2 separate regions of the Homo sapiens genome follow, and region 1 is linked to region 2. The links are chromatin loops, found by intact Hi-C in ENCODE. Cell type or tissue: CD14-positive monocyte. All regions are shown on one strand. Each heading gives the region's core, and the rest is flanking DNA. Links, peaks and the distances in the headings are about the cores only.

Region 1 (8,862 bases), core at 611-8,610, 530 kb after region 2:
GATAGTTAACCTGAGCTCTGGATTTGAGGAAGGTGCATGCGGCGACATGGTATGTGGGAGAGTGGACTAAGGAGACACTAAAGAGAGATAAGGAAACCAGTCAGGAGGCTATTAGAGTTCTGGGCTTGAACTGAGATGCTTTTAGCTGTTGGTTTCTGGGCAAGTTACTTAACCTCTTTAGTCTCGTACTTATACTTGCTCTTATAACCCCGCAGTGTGTCTCTATTTTAGCACTTAATCAGTGTCCATTGGTATGCTGGCGCATGTTTAGCAGCTGGCTTTCCAGAAAGAAAAAGTCCTATTTTGTAGTGTTTGCTGATTTTTATGATATAAATATTCCCACCATGGCCACTTTCAAGCCACCAGCCTGATGTCCCTGAATATGGAGTTGGGAACATATGCACAGTAGCACACCACTATCATATAGCTACAATAGATAAAGATAGCCCCAAGAGCTTAGAAAATAAAATGTAGTAAAATAATTAGGACAAGATGAATTTATTTATTACCTCTGTCTTTAAAACAATTTTTTATTTGCAAATTTATATAACTTAATTTTTAGTAATGGTTTTTCTTTAAAAACCAGTTTGTATTTTAGGAGGCCGAGGTAGGTGGATCACCTGAGGTCAGGAGTTCAAGACCAGCCTGGCCAACATGACGAAACCCCATCTCTACTAAAAATACAAAAATTAGGCAGGCCTGGTGGCGTGCACCTGTAATCCCAGCTACTCAGGGGGACAGAGGCAGGAGAATTGCTTGAACCCAGGAGGCAGAGGTTGCAGTGAGCCAAGATCCTACCACTCCACTCCAGCCTGGGTGACAGAGCGAGACTCGGTCTCAAAAAAAAAGCCAAAAAAAATAAACCAGCTTGCAGCATTCCTGGAAATTCTAACTAACAGATGTTCTTGCATATTGATATGAGCCACCTCCAGCAGAGCACAACATGACCACAGTCTGGAACAGTCTTTGGTTTTCTTTTATGTTAGATGCATATCTCTTCCATTGTTTGTGAGTTTCCTGAGTGTGGATACTATTTATTTCTGTAACCTTAGCCCCTAACATAGTGTCTGGCAATTGTAAATACTTAATAAATATCTAATGAATTTAAAAAATATTTGTCTTAAAAGCGCCTTTTTAAAAAGGAATCCTGGAAACCATTTGTATAAATGGAAACAAATACCTGACTGTGAAAATGTCAAAACTACCCAGTGTGTCTTTCCTCAAAACGTTTTCCAAAAAGGAATTTACCTTCTCCGCGTACAAGCATCTGATGGAAATAACACATCTTTTTGGTCTGAAGAGATAAAGTTTGATACTGAAATACAAGGTAAGGCAGTAGTTTTTACTGGAGATTGTAATTCTCTGGTGCAAGTTTTTAAAATTGTTTTTCTAATTGAACATTATTTCTTTACAAATTTTTTCTAGCTTTCCTACTTCCTCCAGTCTTTAACATTAGATCCCTTAGTGATTCATTCCATATCTATATCGGTGCTCCAAAACAGTCTGGAAACACGCCTGTGATCCAGGATTATCCACTGATTTATGAAATTATTTTTTGGGAAAACACTTCAAATGCTGAGGTAAAAAGACTGTATAGTATAATTTTGTAACTTAGAGTTATAATTATGATTTGGGTAAATAAAGCTTGAATGTAAAATTTGGGGGAAATTTTTAAACTTTATGTGGGCTGGATGCAGTGGCCTGTAATCCCAGCACTTCAGGAGGCCAAGGCGAGAGGATCACTTGAGCCTAAGGGTTTGAGACCAGCCTGGGCAACATAGGGAGACCCTGTCTCAATAAAAATTTTAAAAAATTAGCCTGGTGTGGTGGCGTGCACCTATATTCCCAGCTACTTGGGGTGGGAGGGTCACTTGAACCTGGGAGGTCAAGGCTGCAGTGAGCCATGATCGTGCCACTGCACTCCAGCCTGGGTGACAGAGTGACTGACAGCTTGTCTTTAAAAAAAAAAAATGTGATTAACTCAGATATTAACAAAATGAAGATTATGAGCATTTTTCATGTTTTGCACTGTAGAGTTATGGGTGAGCTGCATCTGGGCCCCAGTTTGCTTTTAAAATACAGATTCCTGAGCCTATTGTTACTGAATCATTATCTCTGGGGATGGAACTCAGGAATTTGCATTTTTAACATGATTCCCATGTATTCATCTAAACCTGGGATTCTCAGCACTATTGACGTTTGGGCTGGATAGTTCCTTGGGAGGGGGCTGTCCAGTGCAGTGCAGGATGCTTGGCAACATTCTGGTTTCTGCCTACTAGATGCCAGTAGTGTTCCTTCCTAGTTGTGACAACCAAAAACATCTTCAGATATTGTCAAATGTCCCCTGGTGGCTCCTCCAAGGGGACAAAAATTGGTTCTTATGGGACAAAAGAATTTATGTAGTACAGTTGTTTGTTTTCCTCCAAAACCATTGGAAAGCATTCTTCCAAAGTTCAGCTTTGCCCAACAAAATCTTATTCCTTAGTATTTAATTTTATGATGGGGGAAGGATTAGGAAAAAATTGCCCAAAAAGTTGTTTAGTTGGGGAGGTAATGAAAAAAGGGTTGACAAACACTGGTCTAAACCCTAAAATTCAGATACCACTGACAAAGATAATATATACCGTCAGATAATATACGTGTTTCCCAGATCACTTCCCCCTCGTGGACTTGTAGTCAAGAATCGACCTTTAAAACTCCTGTCCAGTCAGGCTGGTAAATTCTTTAACTTCACCTCATTTTCTATTGGAAATCTAAGCAAATTCCATTGATTTGGCTGCTTCCCTTTTTAATTGTCTGACAACCCTGTAACCATAGCTTAATGTAGCCCATTGAGAATTATGGTCGGTTTTCAGATGTCTGTAGATCAGACAAACCTAAATTTCTATCTCACTGCTAAACTGTGTAACCTTACGTACGCAGGGTGCTTTACCTCTTGGAGACTTTGCTTCCTCTTCTCTGAAGTGGTGGTAATCATAACAACTAAATTTTTCAAAAGGATGTTTATAAGGTTTAAAAGGAAGTAACAAATATGAAAATACCTAGCACATTGCTGGACAAGTAGTAGAGATTCAATAAATTGTAGTTGCCATCTTAACCTATACTGGATAATATATCAATAATTGTTACTATAGAAACTCTTATTGAATACTTATATGTAAGGTACTATGCTAAGTATTGTACATGAATTGTCTCAGTCATTCTTCAAAACAACCCTGCCGGATTATGTGATTGGTTACATTGCTGTTTGGCAAATACTTGGGACGGTGACTTCTTCCCTGCACCACCAGACCGTAGATGCTGGAGCCCAAGTAGATGTGCTGAGAACAGAGGCCTTAAGTGTGCTTGCAGGGTTTGGCTTGGCTCTTGCACTGCTCCTATTTGCCAGGAATAAAATGTATTCCACATAGTCTCTGGTCCAAGGAGGATTAGAGGCTGCTGGAGCTGACCTAAACCCCATGCACAGCCTCCGTGGGAGCTGCCCAGCCAGTCTGTAGACTTGTGAGTGAGAAACTACATAATCGTTTTGTGAGCCACTGAACGTTAAGGCAGTTTTGTTATCTATATTTTTTTATTTTATTTTATTTTATTTTTTTTTTTTTTGAGACAGGTTCTCATTCTTTTTCCCAGGCTGGAGTGCACTCATGTGATGTCAGCTCACTGCAGCCTCGACTTCCTGGGCTTAAGTGATCCTCCCACCTCAGCTTCCCAAGTAGCTGGGACTACAGGCACATGCCACCATGCCTAGCTAATTTTTTGTATTTTTGCTAAAGATGGAGTTTCACCACGTTGCCCAGGCTTTTTTGGTGGTGGTGGTGGTGGTTGTTTTGGAAATAGGGATTTCCTCAGCCTCCCAAGTAACAGAGACTACAGGCTCACACCACCATGCCTGGCCAATTTTTTTGAAATTTCTTGTACAGACAGAGTCTAGCTATGTTGCCCAGGCTCGTCTTGAACTCCTGGGCTCCAGTGATCCTCCTGCTTGGCCTCCCAAAGTGCTGGGATTACAGGTGTGACCCACCGGCTTGTTAGACATTATTCTGGCGATAGCTGACTGATACAGATAGCAGCAATAACTGTCCCGATTTTATAGATCAGGGAATCAGGTAGAGAGAAATTAAATAATGCTTGCAAGACCACACAGCTGTAAGTGATACTCTTAATAAGGCAGTTTGAGGCCAAAACCCCTACTCTTAACCATTCTGTCACTAATCAGAGGTAATACAATGGCAATTACCCCAGACTTGGCATGTACTTGTAAATCAATTAGAATTCTCTTAGGAATAGATCATATGCTTTTTTGGCAGCAGCATTTTTAACTTTCTGATTTGGTTATAGTGGTGTATCTAAAACAAATTTATATTTCTCACACATATACTCTGTAATCCCAGCACTTTGGGAGGCCAAGGTGGGTGGATCACTTGAGGCCAGGAGTTCAAGACCAGCCTGAACAACATGGTGAAACCCCATCTCTACCAAAAAGAAAAAAAAATTAGGCGTGGTGGCATCTGCATCTGTAATCCCAACTACTCAGGAGGGTGAGGCAGGAGAATCGCTTGAACCCAGGAGGCAGAGATTGCAGTGAGCCCAGATTGCACCACTGCACTCTAGCCTGGGTGACAGAGCGAGACTGTCTCACAAAAAAAACAAAACAAAACAAAACAAAACAAAAAATACATACCAACTACGTGGGAGAGGCCAATGTTAGACTGAACATAAAAAATTGAGAAAGCACATATTCCCTGATTTCTTGAGGTGACTAAATTTTATCAGTGATTTAATTATATTTTCTAGAGAAAAATTATCGAGAAAAAAACTGATGTTACAGTTCCTAATTTGAAACCACTGACTGTATATTGTGTGAAAGCCAGAGCACACACCATGGATGAAAAGCTGAATAAAAGCAGTGTTTTTAGTGACGCTGTATGTGAGAAAACAAAACCAGGTCAGAATCTTTTATTGTCTTTTTTAAAAATGTAGCTAGACATAATAAAAGTAATTCTATACTGTACATTGAAAATTGTAAAACATTTTCTCTTTACTGCAAAAAATATATAGAAAGAATGTTTTCTTCATGAACTACATGAATCAAAAGTAGACTTTTTAGAAAATATTTGTAACGCTTAACTCTCAAGTCGGTGTTGTTGGATGCTTTATATTTCATCCAGTATCCCTATAATTAATTTCCTTAATGTATTTCTCTTTAACATTTAATAAAACTATTTTAAATTTTTAGAATATAATCCTTAACATAATTATCATGTAGAAATCACTTAGTTCAATTGTGAGTTTTTTAATGTGGGAATTGGTTTAGTCTCATTTTCTATTTTACAGTTTCTAGTGTTGACCGGTAGAGGCTTAGTCACAGAATATCTATTAAATTTTGCTAGTTGTATGGTGTAAAAGTGCTGAAGGATACTTGCATGTTTGGCCTGTATGTCAATATTGTATTTCTCCCTGAGGATCTCTTACTTCAGTTCCCACGCCAATCTTTAAATGTAAATGTCATTGCCTATGGTTGCTGTGGACTCAGTGCTGCCAGAAATATTTTTAAGAGTATTATTTAATAGATTTTATATTTCCTTTCATATGGCTAGTCTTTCACACAGCTGTCAGCACTGTTAAGGCATTTGTATGTCAAAATATATGCTAAATATCACGTATATCTTTTTAGGAAATACCTCTAAAATTTGGCTTATAGTTGGAATTTGTATTGCATTATTTGCTCTCCCGTTTGTCATTTATGCTGCGAAAGTCTTCTTGAGATGCATCAATTATGTCTTCTTTCCATCACTTAAACCTTCTTCCAGTATAGATGAGGTATGTTACTTTTTTTATTTTTTTGTCAACAGCTAGGTAATGAACAGAAAATGTGTTTGATTTCAACAGGATATATGTAGGTTTTCTTGATATCCAGAAAATAATAGAGACTGATTTGGGTATCTTCTTCAAAGCTTTAGTCAATTAACTTTAAAAACAGTAATTTCATGTAATAACATAGCATGAGATAGTAATGATTGTCCTTAATTTCATATTTTTCTGGCAATTCCTAGATTCACTGTGGCATTTGTTTTACCGTTTAAAGCCTGTGATTCTTGGCCAAGCGTGGTGGCTCACGCCTGTAATCCCAGCACTTTGGGAGGCTGAGGCGGGTGGGTCACTTGAGGTCAGGAGTTCGAGACCAGCCTGGTCAACATGGAGAAACCCTGTCTCTACTAAAAATATAAAATTAGCCGGGCGTGGTGGCACATGCCTGTAATCCCAGCTACTCGGGAGGCTGAGGCAGGGGGATCGCTTGAACCTGGGAGGTGGAGGTTGCAGTGAGCCGAGGTCATGCCACTGCACTCCAGCCTGGGTGACAGAGCAAGACTCTGTCTCTAAATAAGTAAATAAAGTCTGTAATGTGATTCTTCTCAGTACAGACAGTCCCAAACTTACGCTGTTTCAATTTGTGATGCGTTTGTCAGAACGTAATTCCATTGTAAGTTAGGAGCATCTGTATATATCCAGAAGACTAAAATATTCTATCAGCGTAGAAAGTATATTCTATGGATGAAATCATACAAAATGAAATAACTAAAAACATGAGACTTTTTTTATGACACACATCACAGTTTTTTGTTTGGCACTTCTATGAAGCTAGCATATTAAATGAAAGCACTGAATGGTGAAGGCCTAAACATAGAATCTGTTCCTGGGAAACCATGTGCTCATCTAGGGTGGGTTTTGTGAATTTGAGCAAGTCACTAAGGGCAGGTAAGCAAGTACCCTTGGCTGTAAACCACCCCATAGAGGTGTTAGGAGCAAAGGAGTTAAACCATAAGAACCTTACCACTCTAAAAATGCTCCGTAAATATTAACAATTTTACTATTATACCCCTGAGTTTTTAAATGTCATTCCTGTGTACTGTAATATTCATAGCTATTATTTAAAATAGACTTAAAAACTAGTTACAATAGCCAATAATTTCTCAATTGTGCTTCTTCTGGATATATATGTGTTGGATACAAACATTTTTATTATTTCAAAAAAAAAAAGTCATGATCCCAGAGTCCGCCCGCTCCTGTCCTTTCCCGTGTTCTTCCCCGCCTACCCCGATGGCACAGTGTACCTTTCTTAGGTACTCTTCAAAGACTCACCACAGAAGGTACTAAGATATGAGTGACCTCACTAATGATGCTTTTAAACATTATAAGGCAATTAGTATGTTCTTAGGCGACTTTTTAATATGCATGCCAGAAGATAGGTTTTCTCAGTAATGGATGTAAGAAACTAAAGCTATTACAACTAGAAAAGGAATTTTTATTATTTTAAATAATTGATTTCTACTCTTTCCCTTTTTTTAAATTAGTATTTCTCTGAACAGCCATTGAAGAATCTTCTGCTTTCAACTTCTGAGGAACAAATCGAAAAATGTTTCATAATTGAAAATATAAGCACAATTGCTACAGTAGAAGAAACTAATCAAACTGATGAAGATCATAAAAAATACAGTTCCCAAACTAGCCAAGATTCAGGAAATTATTCTAATGAAGATGAAAGCGAAAGTAAAACAAGTGAAGAACTACAGCAGGACTTTGTATGACCAGAAATGAACTGTGTCAAGTATAAGGTTTTTCAGCAGGAGTTACACTGGGAGCCTGAGGTCCTCACCTTCCTCTCAGTAACTACAGAGAGGACGTTTCCCTGTTTAGGGAAAGAAAAAACATCTTCAGATCATAGGTCCTAAAAATACGGGCAAGCTCTTAACTATTTAAAAATGAAATTACAGGCCCGGGCACGGTGGCTCACACCTGTAATCCCAGCACTTTGGGAGGCTGAGGCAGGCAGATCATGAGGTCAAGAGATCGAGACCAGCCTGGCCAACGTGGTGAAACCCCATCTCTACTAAAAATACAAAAATTAGCCGGGTGTGGTGGCGCGCGCCTGTTGTCTTAGCTACTCAGGAGGCTGAGGCAGGAGAATCGCTTGAAAACAGGAGGTGGAGGTTGCAGTGAGCCGAGATCACGCCACTGCACTCCAGCCTGGTGACAGCGTGAGACTCTTTAAAAAAAGAAATTAAAAGAGTTGAGACAAACGTTTCCTACATTCTTTTCCATGTGTAAAATCATGAAAAAGCCTGTCACCGGACTTGCATTGGATGAGATGAGTCAGACCAAAACAGTGGCCACCCGTCTTCCTCCTGTGAGCCTAAGTGCAGCCGTGCTAGCTGCGCACCGTGGCTAAGGATGACGTCTGTGTTCCTGTCCATCACTGATGCTGCTGGCTACTGCATGTGCCACACCTGTCTGTTCGCCATTCCTAACATTCTGTTTCATTCTTCCTCGGGAGATATTTCAAACATTTGGTCTTTTCTTTTAACACTGAGGGTAGGCCCTTAGGAAATTTATTTAGGAAAGTCTGAACACGTTATCACTTGGTTTTCTGGAAAGTAGCTTACCCTAGAAAACAGCTGCAAATGCCAGAAAGATGATCCCTAAAAATGTTGAGGGACTTCTGTTCATTCATCCCGAGAACATTGGCTTCCACATCACAGTATCTACCCTTACATGGTTTAGGATTAAAGCCAGGCAATCTTTTACTATGCATTAAGACCTCTGATTCAAAACTTATTAGAACAGTAGCTTCTGCTGGAATTTGCAATCACTGAAGTCATAGAAAATAGGTAACTATCTAATTAGAGAAATAATTGTTGTATTTTAAGATCTGAGAGTGTGTACAAGTTTTAGTATACATGCCATGCCAGAAGATAGTGTATGCAAGAAGTCTTGGGACCAGAAAATGGCAATGATAGGAGACTGACATAGAAGAAGAATGCTTCCCTAGGAAAAAGGTCGCTGGCTTTGGTGCAAGAGGAAGAA
Region 2 (8,862 bases), core at 205-8,204:
TGGAGGAAAATGCAAATATAGATTGTCACTATATATGGAATGAAGTCTATATGGGATTAATAAATTCTTAAAAATAAAATCATAGGAAAATGAGGTAAAAATTAATTGAATAGTAAATAAACTTTTAAGATAAGAAGTACAGGTTAAGTTTCCCTTATCCAAAATATTTGGGACCAGAAGTGTTTTGGATTTCAGATGCTCTTTGGATTTTGAAATATTTGCATGTACATAATGAGAGATATAAGGGGATGGGGCCCAAATCTAAACAGGACATTTATTTATGTTTCAAATACACCTGATACACATAGCCTGAAAGTTATTTTATACAATATTTAAAATAATGTTTTGCATGAAACACAGTTTGTATACATTGAACCATCTGAAAGCAAGTGTCACTATCTCAGCCACCCGTGTGGGCATTGCTGTTTGGTATCACTGTTATTCCAGACTCTGAATATATATGCTAGTGATAAAAATCATTTTTGGCCAGGTGCGGTGGCTCACGCCTGTAATCCCAGCACTTTGGGAGGCTGAGGAGGGCAGATCATGAGGTCAGGAGATCAAGACCATCCTGGCTAACATGGTAAAACCCCATCTCTACTAAAAATACAAAAAATTAGCCAGGCGTGGTGGCACGGGCCTATAATCCCAGCTACTTGGGAGGTTGAGGCAGGAGAATCACTTGAACCCAGGAGGTGGAGGTTGCAGTGAGCCAAGATCATGCCACTGCACTCCAGCCTGGGCGACAGAGCGAGACTCTGTCTTAAAAATAAATAAATAAATAAATAAATAAATAAATAAAAATCATTTTCTTACACTTATTTGCATGAGTACTGATCAGTAGAAAATATGGCATGCCATCCAGTACCATTCAGGACCACATGGGCAAGGACTTCATGACTAAAACACTGAAAGCAATGGCAACAAAAGCCAAAATAGACAAATGGGACCTAATTAAACAAAGAGCTTCTGCACAGCAAAAGAAACTACCATGAGACTGAACAGGCAACCTACAGAATGGGAGAAAATTTTGCAATCTACCCATCTGACAAAGGGCTAATATCCAGAATCTACAAAGAACTCAAAAAAATTTACAATAAAAAAACAAGCAACCACATCAAAAAGTGGGCAAAGGATATGAACAGACACTTCTCAAAAGAAGACATTTATGCAGCCAGCAGACACATGATGATGTGCTCATCATCACTGGTCATCAGAGAAATGCAAATCAAAACCACAATGGGATACCATATCACACCAGTTAGAAATGCAATCATTAAAAAGTCAGGAAACAACAGATGCTGGAGAGGATGTGGAGAAATAGGAAAGCTTTTACACTGTCGGTGGGAGTGTAAATTAGTTCAACCATTGTGGAAGACAGTGTGGTGATTCCTAGAGGATCTAGAACTAGAATTATCATTTGACCCAGCAATCCCATTACTGGGTATATACCCAAAGGATTGTAAATCATGCTACTATAAAGACACATGCACACGTATGTTTATTGTGGCACTATTCACAATAGCAAAGACTTGGAACCAACCCGAATGTCCATCAGTGATAGACTGGATTAAGAAAATGTGGCACATATACACCGTGGAATACTATGCAGCCATAAAAAAGGATGAGTTCATGCCCTTTGCAGGGACATGGATGAAGCTAGAAACCATCATTCTGAGCAAACTATCGCAAGGACAGAAAACCATACACTGCATGTTCTCACTCATAGATGGGAACTGAACAATGAGATCACTTGGACACAGGGTGGGGAACATCACACACTGGGGCCTGTCAGGGGGTGGGGGGTTGGGGGAGGGATAGCATTAGGAGAAATACCTAATGTAAATGATGACTTGATGGGTGTAGAAAACCAACATGGCACATGTATACCTATGTACCAAACCTGCAAGTTGTGCACATGTACCCTAGAACTTAAAGTATAATAAAAAGTAAATAAATAAAACATGGAATGCCATCAATGCAGTGAAAACATAATGTGTTCAGGGCAACCAAGCTGCTCAGTAGCATCCCTGGAATAGCTGAATCAGCTGCTTAACAGCAGTAGCAACAAACAACAGCAGGTTTTCAGGCTCCACCTACGATGCTGTGTTTTGATGAAAAGGTTACTGTGCACTGTATTTTATTTTTTTAGATGAGAAGAAACTTCAGAAGCAATTGAGAGACCAGGAAGTGGGTCCTCTGGGGCTCAGGAGGCATTCTGATGGATGGCTTTTAAAGATGTTTCCTCCAGAATCAACTGCCTCGTTAAAGCATAAATGTCAAGCGTAAATTGTTCTTGTCTTAGAAGTCTCTCTTTGACTTTATAAACCTGATATGATTTATTGTTCTGTTATGAATGCGTGGTGCTCTAGTCCTTCAATGAGCCCATCACACGTTTTCATTATGTCGTCTAGAGGCAATTTTTCTGCAGTGTTAACTATGTTATCTTCAGCATTGTGCACCTGCATTTTGACTGCGACCCATCACACGAGGTCAGGTGAGAAATCTTCCACTTGTGGCATCATGTTGGTGCTTAAAATTTTCAGATTTTGGAGTATTTTGGATGTGAAATTTTAAGATTAGGGATGCTCAGCCTGTCATAGATGGTGCAGCCACCTCGGAAAACAGTCTGACAGTTCCTTGAAAGGTTAAAGATAGAGTTACCATATGACCAGGCAATTCCACTGGGAGGTATGTACCCAAGAGAAGTGAAATACATGTTCACACAAAAACTTGTACATGAATGTTCATAGCAACATTATTCATCATACCCCAAAGTGGTGACAACCCATGTCCATCAACTGATGAATAGATAAATAAAATGTGGTATATCCACACAATGGAATATTATTCAGCACCGAAAAAGAATGATGTACTGATACATACTGCCACATGGATAAACCTTGAAACATTATCTAAGTGCAAAATGCCAGTGTGAAAGCACCACATATGGTATGATTTCATTTATATGAAATGTCCAGAATAGGAAAATCCATAGAGACAGAAAATAGATTGGTGATTTCCTAGGGCTGGAGGTGAGATGAAATGGGGAATGACTGCTAATGGGCATGGGTTTATTTTTGGGGTGATGAAAAGCTTCTAAAATTGATTGTGGTGATGGTTACACAATTCTGTGAATACACTAAAACCAACGAAGTTTGCACTTTACATGGGTGAATTGTGTAGTATTTGAATTATGTCTCATTAAAGCTGTAAAGAAGAAGTAATTGAAGAAATCAGAAAGGAAATGTATTAGATAAACAGAACTGATAGGCTATATATAGATGTAAAGAAAGGGATTTATTATGAGGGATTAGCTCACATAATTGTGGAGGCTGAGAAGTCCCTCCATCTGCCATTTGGAAGTTGAAGGTCCAGGAAAGCCAGTGGTATAGTTTCAGTCCCAGCCCAAAAGCCTGAGACCCAGAGGAACCAATGATGTGAGTCTAAGTCTGAGCCCAAAGACCCGAGAAGCTGGAGAGCTGATGTCCAAGGGCAGAAGAAGACGGATGTCCCAGCTGAAGCAGAGAGAGCCAATTCACCCTTCCTCCATCAGCTATTTGCTTGTTAATCCTGATTGTGCAAATAGCTCAGTGTGCAAAATATATGTCTAAGAGGGAGAGGAGGCTGGGCGCGGTGGCTCACGCCTGTAATCCCAACACTTTGGGAGGCCGAGGCGGGCGGATCACGAGGTCAGGAGATCGAGACCATCCTGACTAACACGGTGAAACCCTGTCTCTAATAAAAATACAAAAAATTAGCTGGGCATGGTGGTGGGCGCCTATAGTCCCAGCTACTCGGGAGGCTGAGGCAGGAGAATGGCGTGAACCCGGGAGGCGGAGCTTGCAGTGAGCCGAGATCGTGCCACTGCACTCCAGTCTGGGCAACAGAGCGAGACTCCGTCTCAAAAAAAAAAAAAAAAAAAAAAAAAGACGGAGAGGACACACAGGAGATCTGGGCGACGAACTAGCTCTGTTATTTAAACAACCATTGTAAAAGTTGTTTATGTATCCAGGTGGAGAGCCACTGATGAGGGAACTTGCTGGGCTTAGTTTCTGAGTCTCCACCAAACCTGTGCCTTCTGCTAAGCTGGGGATCTGCTAGCTGCCTACTAAAGGACGGGTGCCTGGAATCCACTGACAGTTTCACATACGGTGTGTTCTGGGGCATCAGCCACCTAGCTGGGGAGAGGGCCCTGGCTCAGAAGACTATGAGGGTGCACAGGAATAACTGGGGCTCCGTCACCCAAGGGAGGGTGCCTGTAGGACTCAGTTTAAGGGACAGTTTCAACCTCCTGGTGCCATCTTTCACTTATGTCCCACACTTCCAGTTAGTCTTGTGCCTCATCTAAATAACCACACCCTGATATTTGCCAAACTGGACCATGAGCATCCCCTCAGATTCTGCTTCAAACCATAGCTGAGCAGGCAACTCCGTATAGGCCCCAAGGCATGTGTATTTCTGATCAAGTCCTCCACCTACTGGTGACACTTGATTCTCACGTCCCTAGGGTTTACCAACAACACTTGTCTTTCCAGACTGTTCTATTAGAGTGTATGCTGACACTCCTCCATAACGACAACAACAAAAAATTAATGCCTGTTAGAGGCGCTATCCATGAAGCAGCAACAGGAGACTGACTGCTTTTGCTATGAGCCAGAGTCTGATGTGATAAAACCAGAAACAAAAACCAGCCTCTTGTCTTGGTGAAAAAGGGGGCCACTAGGCAAAAGGATGGCGAGAAAGGCCACCTGCATTCCTCATTCAAATTCTTCCTCATTCCTTGATTTCTCTCAACAGGTAGCCATCAAATCTGAGATTCGGTGTTGTTATAAATCTCTTCAAGAATATTGGGGAAGAGGCTGGGCATGGTGGCTCACGCCTGCACTTTGCGCCTCCCAGCACTTTGGGAGGCTGAGGAGGGCAGATCATGAGGTCAGGAGTTCAAGACCAGCCTGGTCAACATGGTGAAAACCCGTCTTCTACTAAAAATACATAAATTAGCTGCGTGTGGTGGCAGGAGCCTGTAATCCCAGCTACTTGGGAGGCTGAGGCAGGAGAATAGCTTGAACCCGGGAGGCGAAGTTTGCAGTGAGCTGAGATCATGCCACTGCACTTCAGCCTGGGAAACAGAGTGAGACTCCATCTTAGAAAAAAAAAAAAGGACTATTGGGGAAAAAATAGCAAACCCTGGACATTTCAGATCACTAAACTACCCCTTGTGTGACTTGCTCAAAATAATGTTATTACAAACTCATGGAATATTACTGGCTTTAGGCGATGACACAGTTGCAGTAATGTTCTGATTTGATTATTCAGAAATGAAATTTATGGTTTAAATTTCATCCAGGATTTATAGAATTTAAAAAAGTTATTCTTCAGTATTTGAAATACCACTTTGCCAAAGCAGAAAAGCCATAAATGTGTTAAACTGGCTAAGAAAATTAAGATGGCAGTAATACATTTTCTAATAAAAATCATAGCATAATAGCAAAATTACTGCGGAAAACCACAGTTATTGTGGCAAAGACATAAAATGTTACAGCTGCAATAATATGCTATTTGTTTTGGCAGGAGAATAAGAATACTGTACATTGCAGTTTTTCAATATTGGAAAAACATAAGAAAATACTATAAACTTAAAAGACTATTTTTTAAAAATGAAGAAGTGCATGAATGATTTTAAATTTTGAGCATATAAAAGAGTCTTGCTGCAAAGTCTATTGAACTCCTGAGAAGACTCTGTTTTGCTGTTTCTGATTTGCCAGTATCCTACCAGAAAACTATGCCTCCCAATAGAAAAAGAACACATAATCCTGTCTGTATTTGAGGGTTCAAGCCTGGAGATTCCGCCCCCTTGGTCGGTTGATTTTTATTGGAAACCCAAGATGCACCTGCCTGTGGAATGCATTTCAGAATGTGGAAGTACAGCAGGAAGAAAGCAGACAAGAACACAATCCCATGGTATTCTTGGTTAGGGACAGCTTGGGGGTCAGTGGGGGAGACATACACAGATTAAATGATTAATAGAGTAATTCAGCTTATTTACATTAGTCTGGTTTTTTACATGAGGGGCTCACAAATTCTTAATTTGTCCTTTCTTTATTATATTTTTCTTTTTTGCTATCTTTCAATATTGATTATCCATTTCTTCCCTTAATTACTAGACTTTCTGAACTTTTAAAAACATATATCTTCCAACTGGAAAGTATCTGTCCCTTATAACAACTACCAGTACTACTCATAAAACAACAAAAACCCATATAGCACTTAATAAGTGTCAGTCAGTATTTTAAACAGTTTATGCATATTATTCATTTAATCCTCTCAATGACCCTGTGAGAAGGTGCCATTATTCTCCTTATTTTTCATACGTGGAAAGTAAAGAGTAGGGAGAAACTGTCCAAGCTCACACAGCTAGTAAGTCATAGAGCTGAGACTGGAACCCAGATAGCCTGGCCCCAGAGTCCTTCACTATTCTGAATTTATAAAGATATTTTTGATATTTTCTTCCCAAAGTTTTAAAGCTTTCCTTTTCACATTGGAGTTTTAAATCTATCTATAATTAATTTTGAGTATGGCATGATTTAGGTATAACTTTTTATATGAAAAACTAATTTTCCCAGTTCTATTTATTGATATGCAAATATAAAATGTCTCTCTTTCTCTCTCTATATATATATCTGAGGTTGTTTTTGAGTGCTTTATATTCTTGCTTTGGTCTGAAAATTCACAGGTTGAAATTCTAACTCTTGAGACGATGGTATTAGAAAGCAGGGCCTTTGGAAGGCGATTACGTCATAAGGGTAGAGCCTTCAGGAATGGGACTTAGTGCCCTTAGAAGAAGCTGAGAGACCAGCGTTTTCTCTCTTCCATCATGTGAGGACACAGCAAGAAGGCACCATCTATGAACCAGAAAGTGCCCCTCACCAGACATCAAATCTGCTGGCACCTTGATCTTGAACTTCCAGCCTTTAGAACCATGAGGAATAAATGTCTGTTTTTATAAGTCATCCAATAGGTGATGTTTTGTTATAGGGCCTGAGTAGTCTTAGACAGTTACAGATGATTCGCTCTCACTGACTGTTGAATATTATTCTAAGTGTGGATATTACACAATTTATTTACCCATTCTACTATTTTAATTTTATTTTTTTTAATGTTTGAGACAGGATCTTGGTCTGTCACCCAGGCTAGAGTGCAGTGGCACAATCATGGTTCACTGTATCCTCCAACTTCTGGGCTTAAGGGTTCCTACCACCTCAACCTCCTGAGTAGCTGGGACTACAAGAATATGCCAACATGCCCAGCTAATTTTTCATCTTTAAAAAAAAATTATTTTGTAGAGTGGGATCTCACTATGTTGCCCAGGCTAATCTTGAACTCCTGGGCTCAAGCGATCCTTCTGCCTTGGCCTCCTAAAGTGCTGGGATTATAGGCGTGAGCCACTGTACCTAGTCCCATTCTACTATAGATGGGCATGTGGGTTGTATCCAGTTCTTTTACTATTATAAATAGTGAAGCCATGAACATTCTCCTAAATGTGTTTTGGTGAACATGTATATACATTTCTGTTGAGTATACATCCAAGATTGAAATTGCTGGGTCACAGACTACACATATGTTTCTGCTTTAGTAGATGTCGCCTGACAGTTTTCTAAGGTGGGTGGGCCATTTTACACCCCGACCAGTAGTATATGAGGGTCCCCGTTGTTCCTCACTCTTGCCCACACTTGATAGTGTCTTCTTCCCTTTAGTCATTCTTGTGTACACAATTGTGGTCCTAGGTGACATTTTCTTGATAACTATTTGAAGGCTATCTTCTTTGTGTGGTGACATAATTGCTCATAATTCTGCCCATTTTTTTCTTTTGGGTTGTCTGACATTTAATACAAATCGCTTTGTAGGAGTTCGTTATATAATCTGAATGAGTCCTTTGTTGAATACATGTATTTTAAATATATTCTCCCACTCTGTGGCTTAACTTTTCACTCTTAACACTGTCTTTTGATGAACAAAAGTTTTTAATCTTTTTTATTTTTTGAGACAGAGTTTCACTCTTGTTGCCTGGGGTGGAGTGCAATGGAGTGATCTCAGCTCACCACAAACTCTGCCTCCCAGGTTCAAGTGATTCTCCTGCCTCAGCCTCCTGAGTAGCTAGGATTACAGGCGTGCGCCATCATGCTCGGCTAATTTTGTGTTTTTAGTAGAGATGGAGTTTTTCCATGTTGGTCAGGATGGTCTCAAACTCCCGACCTCAGGTGATCCACCTCCCTTGGCCTCCCAAAGTGCTGGGATTACAGGCATGAGCTGCTGCGCCTGGCCGAAAGTTTTTAATATTAATGTGTTTTAATTTACTTATTTTTTCTCTATGATTATCACATTTTTTGTGTTGGTTAAATAGACCTTTGGCTACTTCAGTTTCATGAAAATATTTTCCCATGCTCTATCACAAAAGTTTTACTGTTTTATTAAGTTAAACCATATGAAATTACTAATAGTCAACATAAAAAATAGGAGTTTCATATGGTTTAACCCAATACATTTAATCTATGATCTGTCTGGAATTGATTTTCATCTTTGGTGTGAGTCAGGGGTCAAGATTTTAAACAAATTTAATTGTCTGATTGTCAATTTCTTATGAATTGGATGACTGTATATATGTGGGTCTGTTTCTCAACTCACCATTCTGTTCTATTGTTTTTTTTCATTCTTGTACCGATACCTTACTGTCTTGGCCACTAGAGTTTTATGATAGGTCTTTTATAAATTTTAATAGCTCCGAAGTGTTCTTCAAGATTGCCTTAGCTACTCTTAGCCCACTATGTTTCCATTTAATTTTAGAATCTCTTGTTTTAGAAT

Evidence for each region. Peaks named below come from ENCODE experiments on the same cell type or tissue, not always from the same donor. Only the 100,000 strongest peaks of a DNase experiment are listed, where the experiment ranks them.
Region 1: a loop joins it to region 2, with 9 times the contacts of the local background. A loop is called at or near these places in 4 of 110 quality-filtered maps.

Annotation. Positions count from the first base shown.
Region 1 is chr21:33,347,964-33,356,825 of GRCh38, forward strand. IFNAR1 (interferon alpha and beta receptor subunit 1) reads left to right here. Exons shown (of 11, transcript NM_000629.3): 7 at 1,128-1,327; 8 at 1,426-1,580; 9 at 4,795-4,945; 10 at 5,675-5,820; 11 at 7,353-8,862. The coding sequence ends at 7,586. Among named protein-coding and RNA genes, the nearest start is that of IFNAR1, 27 kb to the left of the region's middle. In CD14-positive monocyte, for the core only: no CTCF peak of the experiment used is centred there; no DNase peak of the experiment used is centred there; H3K27ac peaks cover 1,857 bases.
Region 2 is chr21:32,822,305-32,831,166 of GRCh38, forward strand. No RefSeq gene overlaps it. Among named protein-coding and RNA genes, the nearest start is that of EPCIP, 13 kb to the left of the region's middle. In CD14-positive monocyte, for the core only: CTCF peaks have their summits at 4,487 (motif pointing left) and 4,687; no DNase peak of the experiment used is centred there.